3 separate regions of the Mus musculus genome follow, and regions 1 and 2 are each linked to region 3. A link is a loop called in an ENCODE intact Hi-C map of the cell type or tissue named here. Cell type or tissue: left cerebral cortex. All regions are shown on one strand. Each heading gives the region's core, and the rest is flanking DNA. Links, peaks and the distances in the headings are about the cores only. Region 1 overlaps Bmpr1b (bone morphogenetic protein receptor, type 1B). Region 2 overlaps Bmpr1b (bone morphogenetic protein receptor, type 1B). Region 3 overlaps Bmpr1b (bone morphogenetic protein receptor, type 1B).

Region 1 (6,131 bases), core at 789-5,788, 140 kb before region 3:
ATGGGAACTGATATTTCTACCCATGCACCACATATGAGCAGATATGTGTGTAGACAATGGGAGTGAAGGCGTAGAGAATCCGGTCATCCTTCCCGTTGTGGGAAGCCTAAAGGCCATGGGCATCAGTGCGAATGTTAAGTTAGAGATACTGGGGAGACTTTTTAAAGAGAAATGCAAACAGGCATATATGTCATTGTAACTGGAAAACACTAGTTGAAATGTAAGTATCTCTACATTGTACTAAAGCAAGTACATGAGAGACATGAGGTTGGCTCATACCATTATGCAGATAGTGGACCTGCTGAAGAAAAATTATCTATGAGGGAATAATTTTACACCATGAAATTTCCTCTTTGCATCCAAATGGGCTGTAACTCCTGTTTCTATACCTGAACTTATCCGTGGGCTAGCAAATCAGAACTGATCATGGTTAAGAGGTAATTCAAGTGAATTTACAAACTGCCTTTCTGTTCAAAATGGGGAAGAGGTTGTTTTGACATCCTGATACGAAATGAAAAACATCAACAAGGAATAAACCAGAAAAATAAAAGTTTCACATTAAAGATGGCCACGTTCCTTAGCTCATCATCACACATGGGACTCACCGCTGAGCCATGTGAATGGGTTCTTGGCAGCACTGACATTAAGTATACTAATGGTTTAATGGCAAGCTTTGGTTTGGTTTGGTTTTCTCTTTTCTTTCAAGGTGATGTCTCATTATATAGCCCAGGCTAGCCTTGAATTCACTCCATAGTTAAAAATGTCCTCAGCTTGAAATCCTCCTAACTCACTCTACTGAGTACTAGGATTACAGGTACAAGCCAGCCATGCCCAGTTGGTTGACCATGCTTTTGTGTGTTTATGTGCATGTTTGTGACAGTTTTTGGAAAATAAGCATACTTCATTCTATATTGTTGATTATCAACAAGCTATTCAGTATAGGTTAAACATTCCCAACAACCCCAAATCTGAAATATCCTCAAACCCCAAATCCTTTCTTTTAAAGACTTATTTTGTGTATGTGAGTACACTGTAGCTGTCTTTAGACACACTAGAATATGTCATAGGATCACATTACAGATGGTTGTGAGCCACCATGTCGTTACTGGGAATTGAATTCAGGACCTCTGATAGATCAACAGTGCTCATAACTGCTGAGCCATCTTTCTAGCCCTCCTCCAAATCTTTTTAATGTTTAAATGCTAAGTCACATAGTTCAATGTTTATAAACTTTTTTTCTTTTTTTTTTATTACGTATTTTCCTCAATTACATTTCCAATGCTATCCCAAAAGTCCCCCACACCCTCTCCCCCCCACTCCCCTACCCACCCATTACCATTTTTTGGCCATGGCGTTCCCCTGTACTGGGGCATATAAAGTTTGCGTGTCCAATGGGCCTCTCTTTCTAGTGATGGCCAACTAGGCCATCTTTTGATACATATGCAGCTAGAGTCAAGAGTTACAGAGACAAAGTTTGGAGCTGAGACAAAAGGATGGACCATCTAGAGACTGCCATATCCAGGGATCCATCCCATAATTAGCCTCCAAACGATGACACCATTGCATACACTAGCAAGCGTTTGTTGCAAGGACCGTGATATAGCTGTCTCTTGTGAGACTAGGCCGGGGCCTAGCAAACACAGAAGTGGATGCTCACAGTCAGCTATTGGATGGATCACAGGGCCCCCAGTGGATGAGCTAGAGAAAGTATCCAAGGAGCTAAAGAGATCTGCAACCCTGTAGGTTTATAAACTTTTATGTAAAATTATTTTAAAATATTTCATAAATTTACTCTCAGGTAATCTATAGTGTCTATAGCAATCTATAGTGTCTATAGAAAATGAAACAGGTTAATTCTCATTTAACCTCAGTCCCACCCCAAAGGTATCTCATTATATAGAAGCAAATACCCTGAAATTAAAAACAAAACAAAAATGACAACAACAACACTCTAATAATGGTTCTAAACTCTATATTATGAATCATGAATACTCAGCCTGAAATATTTTACAGACAATCTTGGGTCAAGCACTTCAGTTACAAAAGACAAATATCCAAGTCTAGTAACTCTAAGGATCTTTTTTTTTTTAATCAAAAGCCAACTTAGAAACACTGAAAAAACTCAAGTAAAAGCTGCTCCTCATATAAAGACGATGAAGACGCATTATTGCATTCAACCCTTATGCAGACAGAATGCAAGCTGTTTTAAACCAGAAAGACATTAACAGCACCAAAAAGATAGGTAACTATCACTATCTCATAATCGAGACAATAATTCAATAATTACTTAAACAGAGGTAGCATTTAACTACCCAAGGTGGTTTTCATGCAACATGACCTAAGTAAACGAAGGCAGAGAGATGAGAAAGTGCCTCCTTCCGACTAGATTACCATTGACTAAATGGCAAGCTGTCAATATGGCAGAACTAGGAAGGAGTGTCTTGCTTCTGTCCGGATAGTCAGATCAAGGAGATAATTTATAGATGTGTATGCAGTTGATATTTATTAGTCCGAGGTTAATTTACTAGGAATGAGGTCACAGTTCACAGTTGCCAGAAAACTCGGGACAAATTGAGTAAAAACCGGAAAAGAACACTGAAGAGAGCAGATGTGAGAGTTTAGATCATCAATGCTGTGAACAGACCCATTGGACCCATCGCAGGCTACGCAAACCAAAGAAAGGCCGTGCAGTCCCTGAATAGCCTATCCACAGTAGTGCAGAACAGCCAATTAGAAGCTGTGTGGCTTTAAAGTTATAATTGTGGGAAGGGATTTATAAAAGAGTTAGTTTCATAGATCATATTACACTGAACTCAAATAAAATCCACAGATAAAAACCTCACAGATAGAAGGCAGGGTTTCAGGGCTATGAGCAAAACAGTATATATCACTATTGCCTAAAAAATAGTAATTTATTACATGCACTTACAAAAATAATCATTTTGTTTAAAATGTAATACATTTTTAACAATGATAATAATGCTGAAATAGGAAGCAGAAGGTTAAATATGTAACTATCAAGATAAGCACATCAGAAACAATGAAAATAGCCCAAATATCAGATGTTTTATTAAAAGAACATCTCAGTGGTCATTAGTTGCCTGTAGTTTTTTGACTAAGGGTTGGACCCTGTGAATTTTTTTTTTCCTTTCCACATTAGAATTTCACTTCCACTCTATTATCATTGTTAAGGTCTTGAAATATTGGCTGTCTTTTCTATTCTACAAAATTTCCATTAGAGGGCAGACAGGAGCAAGAAGTGGAAATCAAAGGTTTGCACATTGTCTTGGGTAAAGAAGTGGGAGAATAAGCTAAAGTGCTGAATTGTTGAAATCTGCTAGCAATCCTTGGTCCCATTCGTATATTTAATAATGTCAATAAAGTTCCTTTTTATTTTCAGTCGGTGATTTAAATACCTGTTTATTTCTTTGAACAGTTAGTTGTTTGTCTAATATTTTAGAAAACTGACAAATGGAATTTTGATTCTAAAATGACCAGAGCAAAACTGCATATTGGGGGGGGGGGAGGTAGGAGGAAGGAGGAAAAGCTTGCTTTTTGAGACTCAGAGTTGAATGGAAAGGCCCTGGTTCCCAGCGGTGTTATTGCTCAGAGACTGTCAAGTGACAGATATGGTCACTGACCAATAGAGCCTGACAAATGGGCTCCCCTGCTCAGCTCAGCTACCCTCTTACTAATTGGCCTTAGTGACTAAGCCTCCAAAAAGAATGTGGCGAATGACAGTATTCATTGGGTAGATCCTTAAGGGATGGACCAGAGTTAGAAAACAGGGTCTTTCTCATGAAACACCTATGCAGGTCCCTGTTCCCCACCACTATGCCTCTTTCCCTATGCATGCACACTCACATTACCACACCACTCTGGATGTGTTGAACGATCAAAATGCCCATGTTATAATATCAGGCTCAAAACCTGCTAGAGATCACAAAGCAACAGAATGAAAGTAAACACTCCCTCACTTGTTTTGTGGTGTTCAATTCATGTCGAGCTACATTTGCACGCACTTATTTTGCACTGATGCCAAATTATGAGCCTGAGTCAGTGTAGAGGAACTTAAAGGTATTGTACCATCACGCCTATATTTTAGACAACAGCTAGGCTTTTGCCCAGACTTTGTAATCCTTTGAACTTACAGAGAGTCAATAAAAATGTTTACTGCGATATACATTATGCAAAATATTTTAGAACATAAAGTAGTCATAAGCATTTTGATACAATCTTCAACATAAGGAAAAGATCCAGTTAGCAAGTCACCATGATGTTTTCAGACATTAAACATCATGCTGAATCCTTATGGCCACACCTACTTAATATGTCAGTTAGGTCAACAATGCTGGAAAAGAAACTGAGCAGTGGGTTCAATGAAGATAACGCCATAAAAACAGCCATAAAACCAGCTAGATCCTGGGTGATTTTCAAGCCAGGAGCTGTGACTTTCTGAGGTGCTCTTACCTTCAGTTCCCCGTTTCTGAGAGTGCTGAGGCTAATCAAGGTGGATGTTCAACTTGCCAGTGTGCCAGAACTTACTCTGTGGTGCTGCCAAACAAGGCAAGGACATCGTGAAGCACAACGCCAGTTTAAACTGAACAGGCAATATGTACAATATATGCAATAATGAAAGTGTAACCGTGGAGTCAGAAAGATAGGAGGTTTGTCTGCCTTGTACCAGATATATATTTCCTCTCTACAAAATTAAAAATAAACCCTTGAGGACATTTAAGATCTTTATGTTTCTAATCTTAATTGCCTGATAACTAAAGGACACTTTAGCTACAGTGAGTATTGACCAAAAGACAGAAATATATCGATAATTCACATATTTTTACTACATAGTATAAAATTGGTGTGTATGTGTATACACATAATCTAATCTTGGAGTTCAGTTGTTAACTACAGTCATTACCAGTGCACTTAACAGTTTATTTATGATGACAAAATTAACTGAAATGAAATTAAAATATTCAAAGCCCTTCTTAGAGTCTCAAGAAAATTCTGTAAATGAACTGCTTAGAATGTGAGTGCTGTGCATAAGGCTCTGGTCTTTGCTGTTCTTGGTGATGCTTGTTTATTTATTTGTTTATTTTTCCTACACTGCATATCTTATAGAAAAATTTTCTAGAAACCAAACAAAAATTGGCATGAATTACAAACAGACATTTCTCTTGTTGTTCCAAGGGTGTACATTTTCTTATTAAAATTAATTATAGCCATCTAGATAAAAATGGCATATATACTATTTTTACAAAACCTTCATTTGGAATCATATTTAAGTCACTGTATTCATACTTTTAAACTTTGTCTTTCAAAGTAGGATTTGAAGGCTGGGGATGTAGCTCAGTTGGTCTAGGACTTGGCTGGGATTCACTAAGTTCTAGCATCAGATATGAATGGTTGTTATGGTGTATGCCTATGATCCTAGTTCTCAGAAAGTAGCAACATCAGAGGGAGGAGGCATTCAAGGTCAGCCAGGCCATATAGAGAAGGAAGGAAGGAAGGAAGGAAGGAGAGAAAGAAAGAAAGGAAGGAAAGAAGAAAGAACAGAAGAGAAGAGAAGGAAAGGAAGAAAGGAAGAAAGGAAGAAAGGAAGAAAGGAAGAAAGAAAGAAAGAAAGAAAGAAAGAAAGAAAGAAAGAAAGAAAGAAAGAGGGAATGAGAGGGAGAGGAGGAGGGAAGGAAGGAAAAGAAAAGAATTGTAAAAATGTAATTCTGATGTTTATAATCTATAAATTGAGAATGGAATGCCATTCCAATAAAGGAACTTAGAATGTCAAAAGCTATAAATAAAGGATGCTACAAGGAGGACTTTACACAATCATAACATTTGACTTTAAATATTTTTGGACAATGCTGGTGTAATGACAGCCTGAGTTCAATACATTTAATATGAAAGCTTAAATAATGTATGCAATGTTTCAGCTGTCATAAAGTAGAGTAAACAATACACTGTCGGGACCGAGGAGCTAAACCATACTTTCTTGTCGTTTGGGTTTTGTGTGTCAGATGTTTTAGTTCTCTGAGTTGTTCCATTCCACTTTCTGAGCTAAGAAAGAGAAAAGTCAAAACTGTGTGCATATACACACATGCGTGTTGTGTCTGTGTGTGCATGTGGGGGTG
Region 2 (6,131 bases), core at 370-5,369, 130 kb before region 3:
CTCTCAGCCAAGCCTTTAAGACAAAGAGAGTTCGAGTTGATTGGGAAGAAAAGAAAAGGGAACTCTGAAAGGAAAGCCTGAGAGGTTTTGCTTACAGCTTTATATCAAAACGTAGAAACTTACACGCAGAACCTGTAACCAGGCACCATCTCTCACAATGGACCAAGTCACACGTGTAACAGGGTAACTAGATTCCAAACAGGTGTAGGAATCACAATTCCTGGCTGAGCTATGTCACTGATCTGTGAATCTACAGTGTGTCTGTTTGGGGAAACCCAGTACAATGATGCTGACTAAATAAGGCATATGCAGCAGACATCCTATTTCAGGGAACACAAGAGAAGGTATTTGTTTATTGGAATACTTACTGACTTCATTACCTGATCTGAGAAAACTTGGCTAAACACACCTGTCTAAGCACTTTTCTGTGCAAGAAATGAAGCTGACTTAACTGGTGACCCAATTCCCTGAATGGGCAAACAAAGGGTATAACGGTTGTCCCTAAAGGACACCACTGACATCCTAACATACAATACCCCTACCTCCTACCCTTACCAATAAAGCACTTGGAGGAAGAACGCGTATGCTTTCTAACACCTAAAACCACAAGTCCATAAGCAGGAAGAATGAAAACAGAGCAAAACCTAACTGGCCCAAAACACAGGAAATCATTTCTGTTATATATATGAGATCCTGTGAATATACAGAGTTCTTAGTATATATTAGATACAGATGTATCTGTGTGTCCCTTGCTTGACCCACTTAAATTCAAGCAGATTTTAAGGTTGTAGTCTACATCTGTGCATTTACAGGCTATTATGCACATTTCAAATTACTTATGCTTGTGAGTTTGCGTTCATAAACTTACTGAGATAGGGATTAAATGAACAGAAAGCTTTTATTAAAAAATGTAGGGGAGCGGTATATACACCCTTATTAGAGTGCTCTAGCAGTAATGTGTCTAAGATTAGTTATATACAATGTATTTAAATAAAAATCATATGTTATCCTGATATAGATGTAGATCTGGGTGTAGACGTAGATATAGAGATTGGCTCAGTTGATAGTGTTTTAATTCTGCTTGATAACCGGGAGCAGGTTATGACCTAACAGAAAACGAAGAGAGAAATACTATAGTGTGGTAAACCAAACTGTAACTGCATTCAGCAGAAGAATATTTGAATTGTGGATAATGAGAATAAGTCTCAGCATGCAGAAAGAGTTCTGTGGCCCAGTCTTTCGAACCCTGCGAAACAGTGTTTTGTTCTGAACTGCACTGAAGAAAAAGGTTGTCTGCTCCTAATTATGATATGTCCTTTCCTATTCCAAACATTCTCAGTTTGTTTGGCTTCCTAATTACAGTACTGGGACTTGCAATCCACTCCCACTTTAGCTCATATTAAGACCTCTAAGAATTAGAGCGTTTCTAAGGCTTGAACAGAAAAGAAGAGAAGCAATACAAACCAGTCAGTGGTTTCAGAAGGCCATGATTATCTCCACGTGGCTATTTAGTGAAACTTTCTGCACTCCTAATTTGGCTAGTGTGTTATTTTAATTCACATTCTGTGTGGTGGGGCAAGTAGAGGTCTTGCCAATGATTTGAGTGATTTTGGTCAGAGCCCGGGATGAAAAAAAAAAAGCCAAGAGAAAAAACAATTATGTTAAATATGTTGCAGGTTAGGGCTGGAGAAATAGCTCAATAATAGAATATTTCCCTTTCGTATGTAAGGCCCTAAGTAAAATCCTAGGTTGCAATAGAGAATGGGGCGGTAGGTTTTGATAATGTCTGGCTCACTGTGTGATGCAGATGAGTTATGTGGCAGTGAGCTCTCAGAATCCTAATTTTTTGAGGGGAAGCCAGGGTGCACACAGATCTGGAAAGCCCAGGTTGATTTCATGTATCGTCCTCAGGTGGTCTTGTCTTTATTGTTTGAGACAGGGCCTCTCACTGATTAGACTAAACTCCCTGCTCAGCAAACCCCAGGGTTCCTTTGGCTTTCATGTTCTCCGTGCTGGGATTACTGGTGCATCTGGCAAGCCTGGCTTTTAGGTTCTGAAGATCCAGATTCAGAGTCTCAGGGTTGTGCAGGGAACACCTAACTGACTCAGCCCCATCACCACTGTCCTCAAAATCCTGTTTGTCCCTTGATGCTTTCCATTCTGTCATTGGTAACCATGCCAGTTGTTTTCCCTGAAGTGACAGGCCCACTTTATTCCTTTTGAGGAATACATCCATAACCACTGACCAGCACAGCCATTGACCATCACTCCTTCTCCACTGGAAACAGTTCTTTCCATGGAATTCATCTCAAGAAAACCCCGGATCTTCAATACACTGAGGGGTTTCATCATACACATTCTGCATGTCTGCTGACAGAAGGTGACATTCACTCAGGTGGAAATTTAATAAAGTTAATACTGCTCCACCTAGGACAGTCTTAAAGCTTTTCTGTTTTGTTTGGATTATCTGGCATTATTTAGCATTTTCTCCAACAATGACGGGAATTTGGTGTTCTGTCTTGCTGTGTGCCAGTGTTCTATCCATCACTGGTTATGTATCCGCATTGCAAGTGTTAACACATGTCAAAACAATGATATGTGTGAACATGACTTGAGGACTAGAACAAGTTCCTACTAGTCTTTTGAATTAAAAATATAAATGTATCCATATTTTATGATGATTTGAGGAATGTTAATTTTGGAAGACTCAGAAGTATAAATACATTTGAGCATGGGTACTACTACACTGACATATATGAACATACATGTTCATATAAAAGCTATGCTTTTAGGCTTTTAGTCAGTCTTTAAATATTAAAAGGAAGCTACAGATCCACAATCAATCCATCATATGTTCATATATGTCAGGGGTCAGTGTTAAGTATTTTCTTCTATCTCTATCTTTTGGGCTGTTTTTATTGTTGTTTGTGGTGGGGTTGGTTTGGTTTCATTATGCTCAGGTTTTTTTTTTTTTGTTTTGTTTTTTTTTTTTTTTTTTTTTTTTTTGGAGACAAAGTCTGTTAATCAACTAACTGCTCACCATTGCAGTGACGATGTCCAGCCAAGAATCCCAGAACCTGCCTGCCTCTCTGTCAACTTCTTCCCTACTCCAGCACTGGAGTTATGGTTTGAACTCAGTTCTGCCCTGTTTTTATGTGGGCGCTAGAGATCTACACTCAAGGTCTCATGCTTGCTCAACAAGCACTTTATCTAGTGAGTTAACTACAGTGCCAATATTTAGTCAATAAAGAAAACATAAATTTGGGGACTGGAGAGATAGCTCAGTGGTTGGGAGCACTGCTGCTCTTCCAAGGGTGTCAGCTTGGGTTGCTAAAACCTACATGATGAATCACAAGTGTCCTTAAATCCAGCTCTATCCAGGAGATCCACCGCCCTCTTCTGGCCTCTATGTGAACTGCAGGCAGATGGTGCACATACACAGGCAAAATACTCACACGAATATAACAAAAATAATCTTCTTTAAAAGAAAATGAAATGGGTGATCCTTCTTATAACATAATTATTATCTTTCCATTGAGAAACAGCAGATCACTGATAAAAGTACTGAGTGTAGTAAACACACTAGGAAGACGTTATGAATGGAAAGCTATGCTTTTAGGCTTTTAGTCAGTCTTTAAATATTAAAAGGAAGCTACAGATCCACAATCAATCCATCACAACTTAGTTTCTTCAAGTTATGAAGGGCTGACAAACACTTAAAAAAGAATCCAATAATATGAGAATAAATGAAACATACAAAACATTCCAATGCTTGACAGTAATTTAAAAAAGGAAACACTCCTCAAATGTGGTAGTCAGTAATGGCCAGTGGGAGGGGCGCTTGTTTATCTGATGGGTTTTAAGCTGCATAGCAAGCACCTCTGTTTCTTATGCATGCTTTTTCCATATCTGAACCCTAAAGGACTGAGATGTTAAGACAGATTTTCCTCTAAATTTATGTTTATGTCTTGACTTGCACTTAGTTTAAATCTTTATTTCTAAGCACAATTTAGTCTTTCAACTGTGCCTCAGGAAATGGCTAATTCTGACTGAAGAAAAATCACATGCTGCTTCATATAACAGCCTAAGAAGGGATACACTAAGCAGACTTCTTTTCCTACATTTTGTTTTCTTTACCCATATTATACTATACGGAGGTCTGAGGAATACAGAAGTACCTTGCTCACAGAATGTTTTAAGCCTGGTATTTAATCTCACACTCTAGATGCCAGGTACCAAGGCATGCAATACATTTCTATGATGGGTTTGGTGTGTGAACAACTTCCTATTATAAGGGTCTCATGGATCACCTACTGAGACAGAACTAACAACCCCCACTCTTTACGTCTGCCTCTGATGGTCCGGGGAGTTGCTCTTCCGTAGCTGTGACTTCGTAAGATCTCCAGTTCATGACGCTAAAAACAGAAGATAGTAACACAGCTGGATTTTTCTCTCTTCTCCCTCTTGGCACACAATTTCCAAGTTTAAAAACCACAGGTTTTGACAGAGAGGGTCAATTAAATAAAATTTTAGCTAAAAGGCCACACACTGTAGCCTGAGTTGAGAGAAGTTTCTGAACAGTCTCTGAGGCCAATGTGACCAGCCAGCAACTTGCAAAAGAAAGCCCATAGGTTGGAGACTCAGCTCATAAGTGGAGTTCAGATCAATTTACTAGTTTCTCTAAATTTTAACTTCTCTACCTTAAAAATAGCGACAATGATGACTATCGCAGGTATATCACTAGTGAGTGAAATATTATTTACAGCATTTAGGGCATGACCTTATGAACATAACAAGAATACCTAATAAATGCCAGTTACTTCACTTGTCGGAAAATGCATGGTTAACACTTGTCAGTAAAGTTGGACTGTAAGGTATGCAAGGGAAAAGTGTTCAAATTTCACTACAAGTTCATAAAGATATGACAAAAATCCAGAGTGAATTAAAAATGGCACGCGAGGTGAAAATACACACAGAGAAGAACATACAATAGAACAGGAATAATTACTTCTTTGTACTCATTATTGGTAGAAATTAACACATACCTCATATATTCTATTTTTTAGCCAGTACTAGCCACTTTCTAATGTGCTTTACCAGAAAAAGGAATGAATAAACTCCATGGTCATGGTTCCTACAACTACTGACATATAAGTGTGATAGCTCAGGAGAAACAGATACCAAGGGCTGTAGAGACGGCTGGGCGAGTAGAGTGCTCTCTCTGCAAGCAGCATTTGAATATCCCACACCCACTTCAAAGGTGCATGAGAAGCCATGCTTCTGTCATCCTACAGCTTCAGGGGCAAAGACAGGACGGTTTCTGGGACTCACTGCCAGACCGTCTAGACAAACTGATGATCCCCAGGTTCAGTGAGAGATGCTGTCTCAAAAATAAGACAGAGAGTGACTGAGGAAGACCCCTAAGGTTGACCTTTGGCCTAAACATGGAGTGGGAGGGATAGAGACAGAGACAGAGAGCAATAGAGAGGGGGCGGGGGAGACAGAGACAGGGAGACAGAGGCAGAGAGACAGAGAGGCAGACAGCGACAGAGAGAGACACAGAGAGAAATGTATATATCTCATAAACATACTAGTATGATTCCCTTACATTTAGGGCCCATTAGTGTGTCATATCAAATTGTCTTTGGTGTACTTCACATAACTGTAGCTTATAAACAGTGGTCCATGTCATAAGCAATATACCCCGTAAGACATTAGTAAATGCCATACAATATTAGCTACTATTTTAAACCGTAAATAAATATTTGCATAGTATCTTATGCTTTGCAGGGTAATCATGAATGTGTATATATGTATTAAAGAGATACAGAAGTCATACTTGGGTAGATGCTCCAGAGCTACAGAAAGCATGAAATAGATTTCATAGCTTGTCTTCATTTAATCATGTATCTCAGGTCTTCCTTTGGTAGCGTAGTTAGGCAACGCAGTTGAATAATTTTGCTAGATTCTAACTCCCTATTTTTCATATGAAGAGAATATACAGATATTATGGATGTCTTCTCTAAAATATTTGAATATCATCTCAAAATTTTATGTAGTAAATGTGTTGCCAATAGATCTTCTACTGTATCAGGGCTACCGGGTTTGGCATGCTTCAAGTAGGAAAACAA
Region 3 (6,131 bases), core at 581-5,580:
ATGTCCTCCTCTGGTATGCAGGCATACATGCAGAAAAAGCACTTGGACATAAAGTATATAAACTTTAAAAAATAAAAGACCTTAGAAACATATCATTGCGCGACAATCTCACTCATGTTAAAAAATATAGAAAGAAAGAAAGAAAGAAAGAAAGAAAGAAAGAAAGAAAGAAAGAAAGAAAGAAAGAGAAAGAAAGAAACCCATAAGACACCAATAGGCAGGCTACCATAGAAGGGGACAACTTGCTAAGCCTTGTCTCTCTAGTCATAAGAACTACAAGGAACTAATGAATGCAAAGAGGAGAAATAGTCTCCCCTGGGGAAGAGTACACTAATTGGTTATCCAATCAATGGTCAACCCTGAAAGCATTTATATACAAGTAACATTATACAGATAGGTGTATTATATGTATGTTATTAAGAACAAAAACAGACACATATTCATATATGTGTAATACACTCACATATATGTAACAACAGTCAAGAAGGGGAGGCCATAAATTTTATAGATAGCAGAGAATGGAAGTGACCTGGGAGAGGCAAGAGGGAGGAAAGAGAATACAGGATGATTGTAATTAAAAAAAAAATTCAAGTTTTAAAAGATGCCATAAAAAGGGTACTTATCGAGCTGGGCGGTGGTAGTACATGCCTTTAATCCCACCCAGCACTTGGGAGGCAGAGGTAGGTGGGTTTCTGAGTTCAAGGTCAGCCTGGTCTACAGAGTAAATTCCAGGACAGTCAGGGATACACAGCGAAACCCTGTCTTTAAAAACAACAAAAAACAAAAAACACAACCTGTAATCCTTTTAAAAATATTTTTTCTAATTTTGAATATCTAGGGATATTTAAAAGTAAAAAATGAAACTATAGAAAGGAAATAGGATTCTCCAAAGAGTCGGCTCTGCCTCTATCGTCTAACAGTGCTGAACTCCATGGAAGCTGTTCCTATAGCACTCAGACACCCCACCCACCCTGCTGGTGTAGGCTAACCTTACATCTGCTTGCCTCTCCACTCTCTCCAGGGAGTAAATGACGTGCTACCTGCGGCATTTCTGATCTCAATCAATATTGCTCACAGCTATTGTTTGGAAAGCAGTCAAGAGTACTACTCAGCTATTAAAAAGAATGAATTTATGAAATTCCTAGGCAAATGGATGGACCTGGAGGGCATCATCCTGAGTGAGGTAACACAATCACAAAAGAACTCAAATAATATGTACTCACTGATAAGTGGATATTAGCCCAGAAGCTTAGAATACCCAAGATATAAGATACAATTTGCAAAACACATGAAACTCAAGAAGAACAAACACTTTGCCCCTTCTTAGAATTGGGAACAAAACACCCATGGAAGGAGTTACAGAGACAAAGTTTAGAGCTTAGACAAAAGGATGGACCATCTAGAGACTGCCATATCCAGGGATCCATCCCATAATCAGCCTCCAAATGCTGACACCATTACATACACTAGCAAGATTTTGTTGAAAGGACCCTGATATAGCTGTCTCTTGTGAGGCTATGCTGGGGCCTAGCAAACACAGAAGTGGATGCTCACAGTCAGCTATTGGATGGATCACAGGGCCCCCAATGGAGGAGCTAGAGAAAGTACCCAAGGAGCTAAAGGGATCTGCAACCCTATAGGTGGAACAACATTATGAACTAACCAGTACTCCGGAGCTCTTGACTCTAGCTGCATATGTATCAAAAGATGGCCTAGTTGGCCATCACTGGAAAGAGAGGGCCATTGGACATGCAAACTTTATATGCCCCAGTACAGGGCAACGCCAGGGCCAAAAAGTGGGAGTGGGTGGGTAGGGAAGTGTAGGGGAGGGTATGGGGGACTTTTGGGATATCATTGGAAATATAAATGAGGAAAATACCTAGTTAAAAAAATATATATATATGAAGTCTGGATGTCATCTAAAGTTCTTGTAATGGTCACCTATTCTCTTTCCTATTTAGACTTTTTCTTTTATCACTGTGAGTTCATCTCTAACACATAGGACTAATTCTGCTCACACCTCTGTCTATAGCACCACTAGTGACCTTAGTCCTCCCAACTAGCACAGAAACATTACACACCCCACAACGTCTATTTGCCATTTCCCATCCACATAAGGTATGCATTTTTCTGTATAGATGTCCACATAACGGTTCAGGCTCAAATAACTTACTTGTATATACTGTGTGTATTTTAGGGCCCTAGGTTATCTCATGAGCCAACCTAAGAATAGGAACTAATTCATATTCTTATAACTGTCTTTCACCCTATGAATTAGGGGGTATTAAACCTATAGAGCACAGAGTTTATTTATTCAATGCATGGGAATTAATACCCCAGCATCAGTGTGCTGAGAGCTAAAGATGAAGAGAAAAAGGGAAGGTGGTGTCTGTCCATAAAGGGTCTGAGAAGCAAGGGATGAGACCCGTGAACAGCCTCTAGCAGGAATCTCCATGGAAAGTCAAACCCATTCTTGACAAGAAGAAACAAGACAAGGTTAATATTTTAAGGCCTAACCTGGAAACCATTTACCTACTTAGGGATCTTGGAATGTCTTTCAAACATATTCTGACACATGCAAATTCCATCTTCTGATCCTTCTCTTCCCCACCCCCCACCCCCAAATCCCAAATCCCATCCAAGCAGAAGAGTACAAGCACATCTGCTCATCACACTTTCTTTAAAAAAAAAAAAAAAAAAAAAAAAACAGAAACAAAAAGTTTCATCTGAAAGCAGAAAAAGAAACTCTAACTCGGTCATTCTGTGGCATTTAAACTGCTTACCTTCTCTTGGAATTCCTTGACCCCAGAGTCCATTCAAATTGCCGTCCTAACACCGCACCTAACTTTTATGAGCAAATTGGCACAGCTAACTTCACATGCAAAGTGGATTTATGGCTTTCTATTAATGTCAATGATTCAATATCTTTGAAGTACATTTGTGCATCAATGATTTAGAAAATCAACCATATAAATTCTGTGCCGAGCCTATACTGAGAAGGATATGAATTTTACTCTTTCTTCAAGTAAAGGTACTGCCAACAACTGTATGAGATCAACATGTACCCAGAAGCTATCATCTCATGACTGAGGCCTCAGATCTATTTGACCTAGCTTGTCTCCTCTAGTACCCCCCACACCAGTTACTTTATAGATTTCACTCATGGCTCTATTTCCTTCACAGCCTTGTCTCATGCAACATAATTATGGGTCTTCTCTGTGTGTGGCTTCCACTATGCAAGCCACAGCAGGATCAGGAAATGCCAGACTTCACAGCCATATCAACCATACCTGGAAGACTGCCTAGCTCAAGAAACATCTGTGGTTTAGTGAGCATCTCCAATGCCCAAAGCTACTGAAATGTTAAGACACTGTTCTAAATAAAATTCATATAGGAATGGATTTAGTCAGCACAGATTCCATAAGATGGCAGGCTGATATGAATAGACTTGTTCAATTCAGCTGCCATCCAGGGGCATGAATTCTATGGCACTCAAATGTGAGCCGCCTTGAACTATAGTTTTTAGAAGTATTTCTATGATGGACAAATGAAGTAAAGAACATAAGAGGAAACAAAAATAATCCTCCTGCTGAGAGAAGTGTGAATTCTGAGATCTCATAGTGAGAAAAGCATAACAGAAACACGTTCTGAAGTGTCAGTCAAGCTTCACGGTCCCTTTTTTTCTTAGTTACAGTGATTTTAGGAGAACATACCGTATCAGAATAGATAATACAGAAACCATGGTGTTATGGTAATAATTGTGGCCCCCTAGAGGTCAGCACCTTATCATATTAGGATCAGAAACATGAAGGTTTTATTTGTTAAAACCATAACCAGTAAACAAGGGAACTACAATAACAAAGACAAGAACCATACAGCACCATGCTTTCAAAGGCATGCATTGGAATAAGGCTCCATTTTCAATACCTGTTTTCTAAAAGGAACCCAGTATTCATTGTGTGTTGGTGGAGAAAGCACACAAAAGTTGCCTTTTCCCTACTCTGGATCCCAGGCCCTGGGTTCCATAAGTATAGCCCGTTGTGTGTAATTCCCAGGTCAGGGTGCAGTAGACGAATTAATTAGTCTATTAAGTCTCGCTCATATCCTGGCACTGATGTTTAGGTTAGCACCTTCAGCTACAAGTTTCTCATGCCGAACTGTGCTGCCATTTGTTCCTGAGAGAAATTAGGAACGAAGGGAAAAAGAAAACATGACTGGGACAAGAGCCCACTGACCTAAAGGCAGAGGCACGCTCGTGAGTCAAGGACAGACTGGGCTATACATAAAGTAGGGAAAAGCTCCTCTTGATAAGCTCATGCTATTTTAAGTCATTAGAGCAAAATAAATGGCTTCATATCTACCAAAGATTTAAACAGCACTTAACACTCTATGAAATCAACCTGAAAAGGATGATATAATTTGCTGTGAATTAGCACTAAGGAGAATGAATGATTTCATATAACAAACTCTGAAGCATTACATGGGAAGATTACACACTTGACTGAAATATCTGTGAATGTTACAGATGCCTAAAATGAACCAAATCATATGTTTACAAAATACCTATATATATATATATATATATATATATATATATATATATATATACACCTACATGCCCACACCCATTCCCCCACACCCACCCCCCAAAAAAAATTCAGAGAGGAAGGGAACTCGGTTATCACTTTATCTCCTACCCACCACTAGCTACTGCAGGGTGTACCTAAAAAGAACCACATACCATGCATATTTCCAAAGTCAATAAAAGCAATGCTTGCTATCATACCACACAGCACCTTTGCATCAGCAGGTATTTTATTTACTCTTAAATGCTTCCCTTCTCTTTCACTGAGTAAAGTTATGGTACAGTGATAACGTTTTCTGTGTATCCCTGTCCCAAAGGTACACAAAGGATCAGGTGTTCAAAGCCAGTTTACACATAGGAAAACAGAGGGTTCAAAGGTTCTCAGATGACTCTAAAAGCAGCAATGAGAAAGAAATAACAGAATAAACAGTAACTTGGTTTACCATGGCACCATCTCTCTCCACAAATATCTGTTACATACTACAGTGGTCGCAGTGTAAGGATGTACAATAAAGTGATCCCACTTGAAATCCACCCAACATACAGGACTGCACACCTAACATGCAAGCATGCTAAAAGGCAGTTGCAAAATTACAACTGAAGCTTTCTCTTTTGGGGGCGCTCTAAAGCTTGAATTTATGTAATAGTCCTCAAATCTAGGCCCATTATCTTGAAGATTGTTAAAGCATAATTTAATGAGGTATTTTCATTAAAGACATCAAAGACACAAAAATAAAAAAAGAGAGTAGAATTTCAAAGACATTTAACACTAGAAGTGCCACAAAAATGAAAACTCACATTCTTCTAATTGTTCTTCATTATATAAATGGCACAAGGCTAAACTTATAGGGAAGACATTTCAATCATTCGATCATGATTCATTCTTCATGAGTTACTCTGCTGAGAGATATGGATAGAGAGAAAAAGAGAAGGCAGAGTCTGTCCATGAAGGGTTTGGAAATCATTGCAAGAGAGCAGTAAGGCAAGTACACTAAGGCGTTTACTGGGAAAGTGGAGCTGTGTTGTAGAAATTATGGGAAAACCGAGGAAGTACCTAAGGGACAACACCACAGAGGAATAAGCAAGTTCTTATCAACAGAACTATGAAGAAAAAAATAATAAATGAAGTCTTTCCCAAGGAGACAAGGAAAGTGGCAGGAATGCCATCTAAGAAGAAAAACAGAGTCAGGCCATAGAGGCCCACACCTTTAACCCAGCACTCTGGAGGCAGAGGCAGGCAGATGGCTGAGTTTGAGACCAGCCTGGTCTATAGAATTTCAGGACAGCCAGTCAGGGCTACATATGCAGAGAAATTTTGTCTGAGAAAGAGAGAGAGAGAGAGAGAGAGAGAGAGAGAGAGAGAAGGAAGGAGAGGGAGAGAGAGAGAGAGAGAGAGAGAGAGAAAGACATCAAATGCCAAGTAGATGAACTTGCAGACATTTCTCAAAAGCATATAATTTAATTACTTAATATTCTAGTCCATAATTCTGTTTTTGAGAAATACTTAAAAGAGACATTTACAAATCCCTAGATTATGCCAGGTACA

The links. Peaks named below come from ENCODE experiments on the same cell type or tissue, not always from the same donor. Only the 100,000 strongest peaks of a DNase experiment are listed, where the experiment ranks them.
Region 1: a loop joins it to region 3, with 4 times the contacts of the local background. A loop is called at or near these places in 6 of 42 quality-filtered maps.
Region 2: it touches region 3 in a loop (2.2-fold over the local background); 6 of 42 quality-filtered maps call a loop at or near these places.

What each region holds. Positions count from the first base shown.
Region 1 is chr3:141,884,433-141,890,563 of GRCm38, forward strand. All of the region lies in intron 2 of Bmpr1b (bone morphogenetic protein receptor, type 1B), which reads right to left. Among named protein-coding and RNA genes, the nearest start is that of Gm15689, 200 kb to the left of the region's middle. In left cerebral cortex, for the core only: a CTCF peak has its summit at 3,242 (motif pointing right); a DNase peak (open chromatin) is centred at 3,261.
Region 2 is chr3:141,897,160-141,903,290 of GRCm38, forward strand. All of the region lies in intron 2 of Bmpr1b (bone morphogenetic protein receptor, type 1B), which reads right to left. Among named protein-coding and RNA genes, the nearest start is that of Gm15689, 220 kb to the left of the region's middle. In left cerebral cortex, for the core only: a CTCF peak has its summit at 3,403 (motif pointing left); no DNase peak of the experiment used is centred there.
Region 3 is chr3:142,026,975-142,033,105 of GRCm38, forward strand. All of the region lies in intron 1 of Bmpr1b (bone morphogenetic protein receptor, type 1B), which reads right to left. Among named protein-coding and RNA genes, the nearest start is that of Bmpr1b, 140 kb to the right of the region's middle. In left cerebral cortex, for the core only: no CTCF peak of the experiment used is centred there; a DNase peak (open chromatin) is centred at 3,394.